2 separate regions of the Homo sapiens genome follow, and region 2 is linked to region 1. Evidence: chromatin loops called from intact Hi-C (ENCODE). Cell type or tissue: sigmoid colon. All regions are shown on one strand.

What was found. A loop is a pair of places that touch in the nucleus more often than their neighbours do. Peaks named below come from ENCODE experiments on the same cell type or tissue, not always from the same donor. Only the 100,000 strongest peaks of a DNase experiment are listed, where the experiment ranks them.
Region 2: it touches region 1 in a loop (2.3-fold over the local background); 1 of 110 quality-filtered maps calls a loop at or near these places.

Annotation. Positions count from the first base shown.
Region 1 is chr1:222,973,221-222,977,220 of GRCh38, forward strand. The region is part of intron 3 of DISP1 (dispatched RND transporter family member 1); the gene reads left to right. Among named protein-coding and RNA genes, the nearest start is that of DISP1, 160 kb to the left of the region's middle. In sigmoid colon, no CTCF peak of the experiment used is centred here; a DNase peak (open chromatin) is centred at 1,527.
Region 2 is chr1:223,113,303-223,117,302 of GRCh38, forward strand. The region is part of intron 5 of TLR5 (toll like receptor 5); the gene reads right to left. Among named protein-coding and RNA genes, the nearest start is that of TLR5, 28 kb to the right of the region's middle. RefSeq lists an enhancer at 3,221-3,722. In sigmoid colon, no CTCF peak of the experiment used is centred here; a DNase peak (open chromatin) is centred at 1,679.

The sequences.
Region 1 (4,000 bases):
GTTCACTTTTTAATTATACAACTAATTTATGAACATATGCTCATGAGGAATTCAAAAATGCAAAATGAAACTCACTTTTTATTCTTTTCCTAATCCTTTTCTTTCCTCTCTGGTAAACAGGTCTATTGATTTGCCAAGTTCCCTTCTGAGCTTCTAAAATATATTTACGTATTTTGTATTTAGTTTTCTTTTTTCATATGAATACAGTATGAGTTGTTTTGAAACTTATTATTTTGTTTTAAAATTCTTTCCATATCAGTGTATGTGTATGTATATGTTTGTATATGAATGTGTACTCACATTGTGTAGTGCCCCATTGCATGGATGTGCCGCCATTTATTTAAGAATCTTCTTATTAACAAGTGAACAGTAAGGTTATTTAAGAATCTTCTTATTAATAAGTGAACATTAAGATTAAGGTTGCTCTCACTTATTTTCCTTATTGTAAGTCACACTTCAGTGGACATCCTTGCATATGCCCTCTTGTGCACAAGTGCCATTTGCTTTTGATTAGGAAGCTCTTCCCATTTCTGCGTTCCTTTTCATTTTCAGTTCACAAGCAATACCTCATAGCCTGCATCAGTGTTCAGCTTTTCCTTTTCAGTATGTGGCCAATAAAGCACGGGATCAAGTCAAGATATTTGGATTCTAGACCTGGCTCTGCCATTGACTTGCTCTATGATCTTGGACCCTTTTCTCCTTTGTTTCATAAAGGTGTTAAGTGGGATGACTTTTAGGGTTTCTTACAGTTCTGACAGTCTCTTATTCTAATTAGGCTTGTGGGTGTGACAACATCGATTGTTATGTCATATTCAGCTAGTAGCAAGAATCGGTTGATCTTGTTAAGTAAATCATAAAAGCGTACAGTGCTGATGAATAAAGGGACTTTATGCTTTACTCTAAATGAGTCTTTGCATTACTCCTAACTGATGTTTGAATGCCATTTTTGGATGAAAAAATAACAGTGTGGTAGTAGTACCTTTTTTCTCTTGGATAATTCTCAACAGTTTATAGAAAACTGTTACACACACCAGCTCATTTTAAAGTATTGTCTCTTTCTCACAAATCCTGAGTAATTAAAGGAATTGCTCAAGATCATCAAGATCATTCAACTAATAAGTTTCAGGGTCCAGACTTTAACTTCACATCTTTTGATTTCTAAGTTCACTGTTCTCTTAAAGAGAAAAAAGTATTTTTTTCATGCTCAAAATAGTTATTCAATATATGCTACATTTCTTTTTTGAACATTTATAAAGTACGTAGTATTTACAAGGTGCTCTTTAAATGTTAGTCCCGCCATTCCCAGCCTTTCTCTCATGCTTCCTAGTTTATTTTGTATAGAAGCTGGCACTTTGTTCAGTTTTAACAGTTCTAGACACCAAGATGACCAACACTTTTGAGTCAGCATCTCGTAAGCATTTAGGAAATGCATCACACAAGTAGTTGTGGTTTTTGTTATCCTTAAAATCACTTGACAGAGACCATAAACATTGAGCTCTGGTGCATGAAAAATGGGTTAGAGGCCAAGCTTAGCTTGTCTGCAGGGTATCTGTTTCATCTTCATGATAGAGCCCAAGTGTGCCAGTGATGTTTCATGGAAATACTTAATATGAAGAATGGCTTTGTTTTTGTTGGGAATCTTTTAAAGAATGCTCATCAAAGTGCGGATTTTTTTTATTTTCAAATATTTTCTTCCTAACTTACCAGTGCTGAACTGAAGTTACTACTTGCAGAATAGCCTTTCACAGAAAGACAGTATGATACAATCCAATGTGACTTTTGAGGTTAAAATGTGCTACTTACAGCACTTTTTTGCTTAAAAATTTGGTTACTACCATAAAGCTGAAAGTATGCTTTCTTCATGGTGCAATCTTGCCTCACAGCAGCACTGACCTCCTGGGCTCAAGCAATCCTCCCTTCTCAGCCTCCTGAGTAGCTGGGACTACAGGTGCATGCCACCACCCCAGCTAATTTTTTTATTTTTTATAGAGATAGGGGCTCACTATCACGCCCAGGCCAGTCTTGAACTCCTGGGCTCAAGCGATCCTCCCAGCTGGGCCTCCCAAAGTACTGACATTTGCAGGCGTGAGTTACCGCACCCACCTGAGACTGTCCCTTTGTAAGTTGTGGTGTTAATTCTGCAGTTATGTCTAGAATAGAATTCTCTAGACTGATGGGAAAGTTTTTGTATTTCAGTATTCTTATTTGCTTTACAAGCTCCCCTTCTCCTTCCAAAAATTATTAAAAGAGAAAAAAGGTGAGCAAAACAAAGAAACAGACAATTTGGAGCTTTTCCACATTTTTTCTGTTTCTTAACTTTACCCCTTTCACACTCCTTTTTTTCTATTACCTTTTTTAAAAATTTCCCTTGCCTCTGTACCCCTATTATCTTGATTACTCCGCTTGGTACCTCCCACTCTCCCTCCTTCTGAGAACTTTACAGTCTCATTAGTTGTCCTCTTGACTGATACATGTACACATACCGCAGTTCACTGGTCATCAGAGTACTGTAGCCAAGGTTCTCAACTGCTGTTCCAGTTCTCAAGTGTGAAGTGCCAAGGGCAATTTGTTACTAATTATGAGAACCCCAGTTTGTACATGCTTTGCTTTTTTAAAAAACAGATATGAGCTTAGCCCTCAAATAATGTCACTGTCACTCACTTGCATACAGAAATGCTTTCTTGAGTGGGAGAGAAAGAATGACACTGCAGCTGGTGGACTGTCTGAGGACCCAAGCTTATCTACACTACAGCCTGCGGGAGTGTGTGGTGGGACGCGCAAATGTCATCTTTCCTTGGGCCTTTTCCCAGCAGAAAAAAACGCTAAAAACCTAATCAAAGAACAGAAAAATGTTCCCACTGAAGATTATTGCTGCTTATTTGGGTTTGTTTTTATTAAAAAGTGAATGCTGGAAAAAGATAGTTTCTCTCTCCGAGGTTAGATTTGTTTATTTTTACTAGACAAGACTAGTAAAAATAAAAATTTGTTTATTTTTACTAACACAAGACTGAAGTTAGGGTGAAGGTCATCCGTAGGTTTTATTAGGTCGATATTAAAAGTAGCAAATCCAAAGGGTTTTACAAATGGAGGAAGACTGCTTTTCATCTATGAAAGTATGTAGTGGACTCCCTGGCTAGCCTCCTTTCACAGGTGTTTCTGGTAAGAGATTGCAAAAGCAGAATTAAAGAAGGCAGCACTGTAAATCAAACAGGTTTCATGTTTTACCTGTAGTGTGGTTTGGGTGTTTCCATCATCTGTTTGTCACGTCCATTTGTATAGAAACTTCAGAGGGATCTAATGTTTTCCTAGGAGGTTTCTTTGTGGTAACCTCAATTTTTCTTTTCCAACTGATGTTGACAGTCTCTACTTACTGTCTCAAATTTTTTTAACATAAAATGAAATCTTTACTCAAGCAGAAAGACTGTGATGAATCTATAGTTGTTTCTCTCCAGGGAGTAAATTAGTCATAGATCCATGAATTTCTATTTAGTTAAAAGAAAAAGTTAGTGGCAGAGAGAGGGTTTACATTTGTTACAACCCAAATGTCTGTAACAAAATACATTTCTTTGCTCAGTACATGTTCCAGAATTATGGCTGTGAGGATAATTTTAGTTCCAAAGATAGCAAAATCTCCTAATTTCTCTTGGAAATTCAAGATGTATTTTTAAGAATGCATAAGTGAAAAAATGGGATTGAAAAATTAAGATTTTTGTATACAAGTGATTTGCTTCCTTGTCCACTGCCTTACTCTCTGGAAAAACACATTTGCTTTCATAGCTCATTAATAGTTTCATCACTGGTGTTCAGATAGCATATTCTTTTTTTTGAGACGGAGTTTCGCTCTTATTGCCCAGGCTGGAGTACAATGGCGCGATCTCGGTTCACCGCAACCTCCGCCTCCCAGGTTCAAGCGATTCTCCTGCCTCAGCCTCCTGAGTAGCTGGGATTACATGCATGCACCACCATGCCCGGCTAGTTTTTGTATTTTTTTTTAGCAGAG
Region 2 (4,000 bases), 140 kb after region 1:
TCAAGCCATCCTTCCATCTCAGCCTCCTGATTAGCTGGAACTACAGGCACGTGCCACTGTACCCGGCTAATTTTTGTATTTTTAGTAGAAATGGGGTTTCACCATGTTGCCCAGGCTGGTCTCCAACTTGTGGGCTCAAGTGACCTGCCTGCCTCAACCTCCCAAAGTGTTGGGATTACAGATGTGAGTCACCACACCTGGCCTATTCTTGCTCTCTATCAAACACTTACGTTGAATTTTCTGTATACTAGGCACTATTCTAGGTACTTAAAAAACATTTCACTTAATCTTTTCTTTTAAAAAAATTTTATTTATTATTCTAAATTAAAATAAAAATATAGAGATGGGGGTCTCGCTTTGTTGCCCATGCTGGTCTTCAACTCCTGAGCTCAAGCGATCCTCCTACCTTGGCCTCCCAACATGCTGGGATTACAGGCATGAGCCACTGCACCCTGCCTTCACTTAATCCTTATAATAACTCTATGTTTCTTCATTCATTCGTTTGTTTATTCATTCATGATTTGCTGAGGGGAGGTGGAGAAAACAGCAGGAAGAGACACAATGTTGCTTCACTTCAGCCGGGTACCCCGTTCCTAGCCCACAGAAAGCTCGGCTGATGAGTGGAAAATAAATTCACTGTTTTTCTCCCTTAATTTGTCTAGGCTACTGGCCCATCTCCATTTATCCGACCTTACTCCACACACAGTCCATCCCATCATGCAGAAATTGGGCACTTTCTGGCACCCCACAAAGAGCCAGATGTGATCGGTTTAATAAAAGTGTGATAAGTGCCTAGTGCTCGCCTGGCAGCTGTGTGATTGTGTGAGTGTACGACAATAAACAGAGACTGGCCCACTTGCTTAAGTCCTGTCGGGGAGCTAACCATCTGTCTGGGTTGAGTGTTTTTTTCATGGGTGCAGCAGAAATGGTGCTCAATGAACGTGTCTGGCTTATGTTCCAAGTATTGTGCTGGGTGCTATGAAGAGAAAACACACAAGGACCCCACCTGCAGAGAGCTTGGTGTCTATTATTTGCACAGCACCTCCATCTTTGGTGCCTACTATGCATTCCATTTGCTTTAAATGTAATGAAAGGCCTCTGTTGGAAGGTAAAGGAAGAGTTATATAGCTCAGAGGGCAGGAGAATGAGAGGAAAAATAAATGAAAGAAATAGGAAGAAGGCAATGGTTTATAAAGAGCATGAATCCCATGAGACACCATCACTGGCAAAAGTGTCAACACCAGGAGAGATTAAGCCTGGAGCAGTCACGGTGCTGGAGGTGGGCTAGCTCTGACGAGGTTGTGCTTTGTGCTGGGGCTGATGTATGGTGGGGTTTCCACAGAAACTGGGAGGCTGTGGCACACAAGCTACAGCAAATCAGAAGTAGGCATGGATGCCTGGATTGACTCAAAGTTTCAAACTCAGGCATCTAATAATCGTTAGGAAAAACTTGGTGAGAATGTTTATCACCACTCTGAATTTCTCCCCCATCTCAGTAAATGGCTTCACCATATCCATCCAGAGTCTCAGGGTGACAACACAGCAGAGTCTTTTAAACATCATTCTTTTAAACATCCCCCCAATATCCAATCCCTCAGCAAGTCCTGTTGGTGCCACCTCCCAAGCCTATCCACTGCCCTACTGTAAGCCGCCGCCATCTCTTTGCATGGGCCAGACTGGAGACTCCTCACTGGCTCTCTTATTTCTGGTCTTGCTTTCATTTTCCAGCCAGCAGCCAGCATGTTCTTTCAAAAACATAATCTGGTTTATATCATTCCTCTTTGTACAGGGCCCTTCCCTTCCTTCCTGCTGTACTTGGAATAAAATCCTGTGAGTACTTACATGATTCAGCTCTTGGCTGTCTTGTCAACATTATCTTGAATAGTTTTTCTCCTCAATAACTCATTAAAAAAATTTGCTGAGCACCCATTATGTGTCAGGCACTGTTTTATTTATTATTTATTTGAGACAGGGTCTCACACTGTCACCCAGGCTGGAGTGCAGCGGTGCTATCTCAGCTCACTGCAACCTCCGCCTCCCGGGTTCAAGTGATCCTCCCACCTCAGCCTCCTGAGTAGCTTGGATTAGAAATGTGTGCCAGCACGCCCAGCTAATTTTTGTATTTTTAGTAGAGATGGGGTTTCACCATGTTGGCCCAGGACGGTCTTGAACTCCTGACCTCAAGTGATCCACCGGCCTTGGCCTCTCAAAGTGCTGGGATTACAAACATGAGCCAGCACACCAAGCCTCAGGCATTGTTTTAGGAGCTGGAGATACAGCTGTGAGCAAAATGGACCAAGCCTGCCCTCATGGAGCTTACATTCTGGTGGACGGAAGAGGTGATAACAAAAGGAAGAGGAAATAGGTACTGACAGGCAGAGGTAAATGCAATGGAAGAAAGTAAAGTGGGAAAAAGGAGATGGGGGTGCCATGGCTCGGGTGGTGGCTGCTGTTTATAGAGAGGAGTCAGGAAGGGTGTCTCTGATGTAATGAGATTAGAGCAGGTGTCTAACAGAAGTAAGGAAAGGATGTGGAGAGGCCCAACGTTTGAGGGAAAGGAGCAGCCAGCACCAAGGTCCTAGGGTGGAAGTACCAGCCATCCTGGAATACACACATGGTACGCATTCCAAACTCTTTCCAGCCTCAGGACCTTCGCAAGTGCTGCTTCCTTCATGTGAACCCTCTTCTCTCTGCTCTTACTGTGGCGAGATCTCACATCAGTGTTTCCCCAGCGAGACTTCTCCTGCACACACTATTTGAAATAAATCCCCTGCCGTGTTACTCTTTCAAAAACCATCTTATTTCCATCAAAGCAATGATCACAAGCCCTTACTTGTCTTGTCTATTTGCTTATTTATCATACTGTGTCCGAAATTGGTGGGTTCCTGGTCTCACTGACTTCAAGAGTGAAGTCGTGGACCCTCACGGTGAGTGTTACAGTTCTTAAAGGTGGTGTGTCTGGGATTTGTTCCTTCTGATGTTTGGACGTGTTCGGAGTTTCTTCCTTCTGGGGGGCTCATGGCCTCGCTGGCTTCAGGAGTGAATCTATAGACCTTCACGGTGAGTGTTACAGCTCTTAAGGTGGCGCGTCTGGAGTTGTTCATTCTTCCCATCCGGAGTTGTTCATTCCTCCCTGTGGGTTCATGGTCTTGCTGGCCTCAGGAATTAAGCTGCAGACCTTCACAGTGAGTGTTACAGCTCATAAATGTAGTGCAGACCCAAAGAGCGAGCGGCAGCAAGATTTACTGCAAAGAGCAAAAGAACAAACCTTCCACGGTGTGAAAGACGACCGCAGTGGGCTGCCACTGCTGGCCGCCGCAGCCTGCTTTTATTTCCTTATCTGGCCCCACCGACATCCTGCTTATTGGTCCATTTTACACAGAGCTGATTGGTCTGTTTTACAAAGAGCTGATTGGTCCGTTTTGACAGGGTGCTGATTGGTGCATTTACAATAGATTAGCTAGACACAGAGCACTGATTAGTGCATTTACAAACCTTGAGCTAGACACAGGGTGCTGATTGGTGTATTTACAATCCTCTACCTAGACATAAAAGTTCTCCAAGTCCCCACCTGACTCAGGAGCCCAGCTGGCTTTGCCTAGTGGATCCCGCGTCAGGGCTAGGGGCAGAGCTGCCCGCCAGTCCCACCCCATGCGCCTGTGCTCTTCAGTCCTTGGGTGGTCGATGGGACCGGGCGCCGTGGAGCAGGGGGCGGCGCCCGTTGGGGAGGCTTGGCCGCGTGAGAGCCCACCACAGGGGGACTCGGGTATGGCGGGCTGCAGGTCCCGAGCCCTGCCCTGCAGGCAGGCGGCTGAGGCCCGTCGAGAATTCGAGTGTGGCGCCGGCGGGGCCGGCAGTGCTGGGGGACCCGGGGCCCCCTTCGCAGCTCCTGGCCCGGGTGCTAAGCCCCTCACTGCCCCTGGCTGCTCCGAGTTAGGGCCTGCCAAGCCCACGCCCACCCAGAATTCGCGCTGGCCCGTGAGCACCCCAGCCCTGGTTC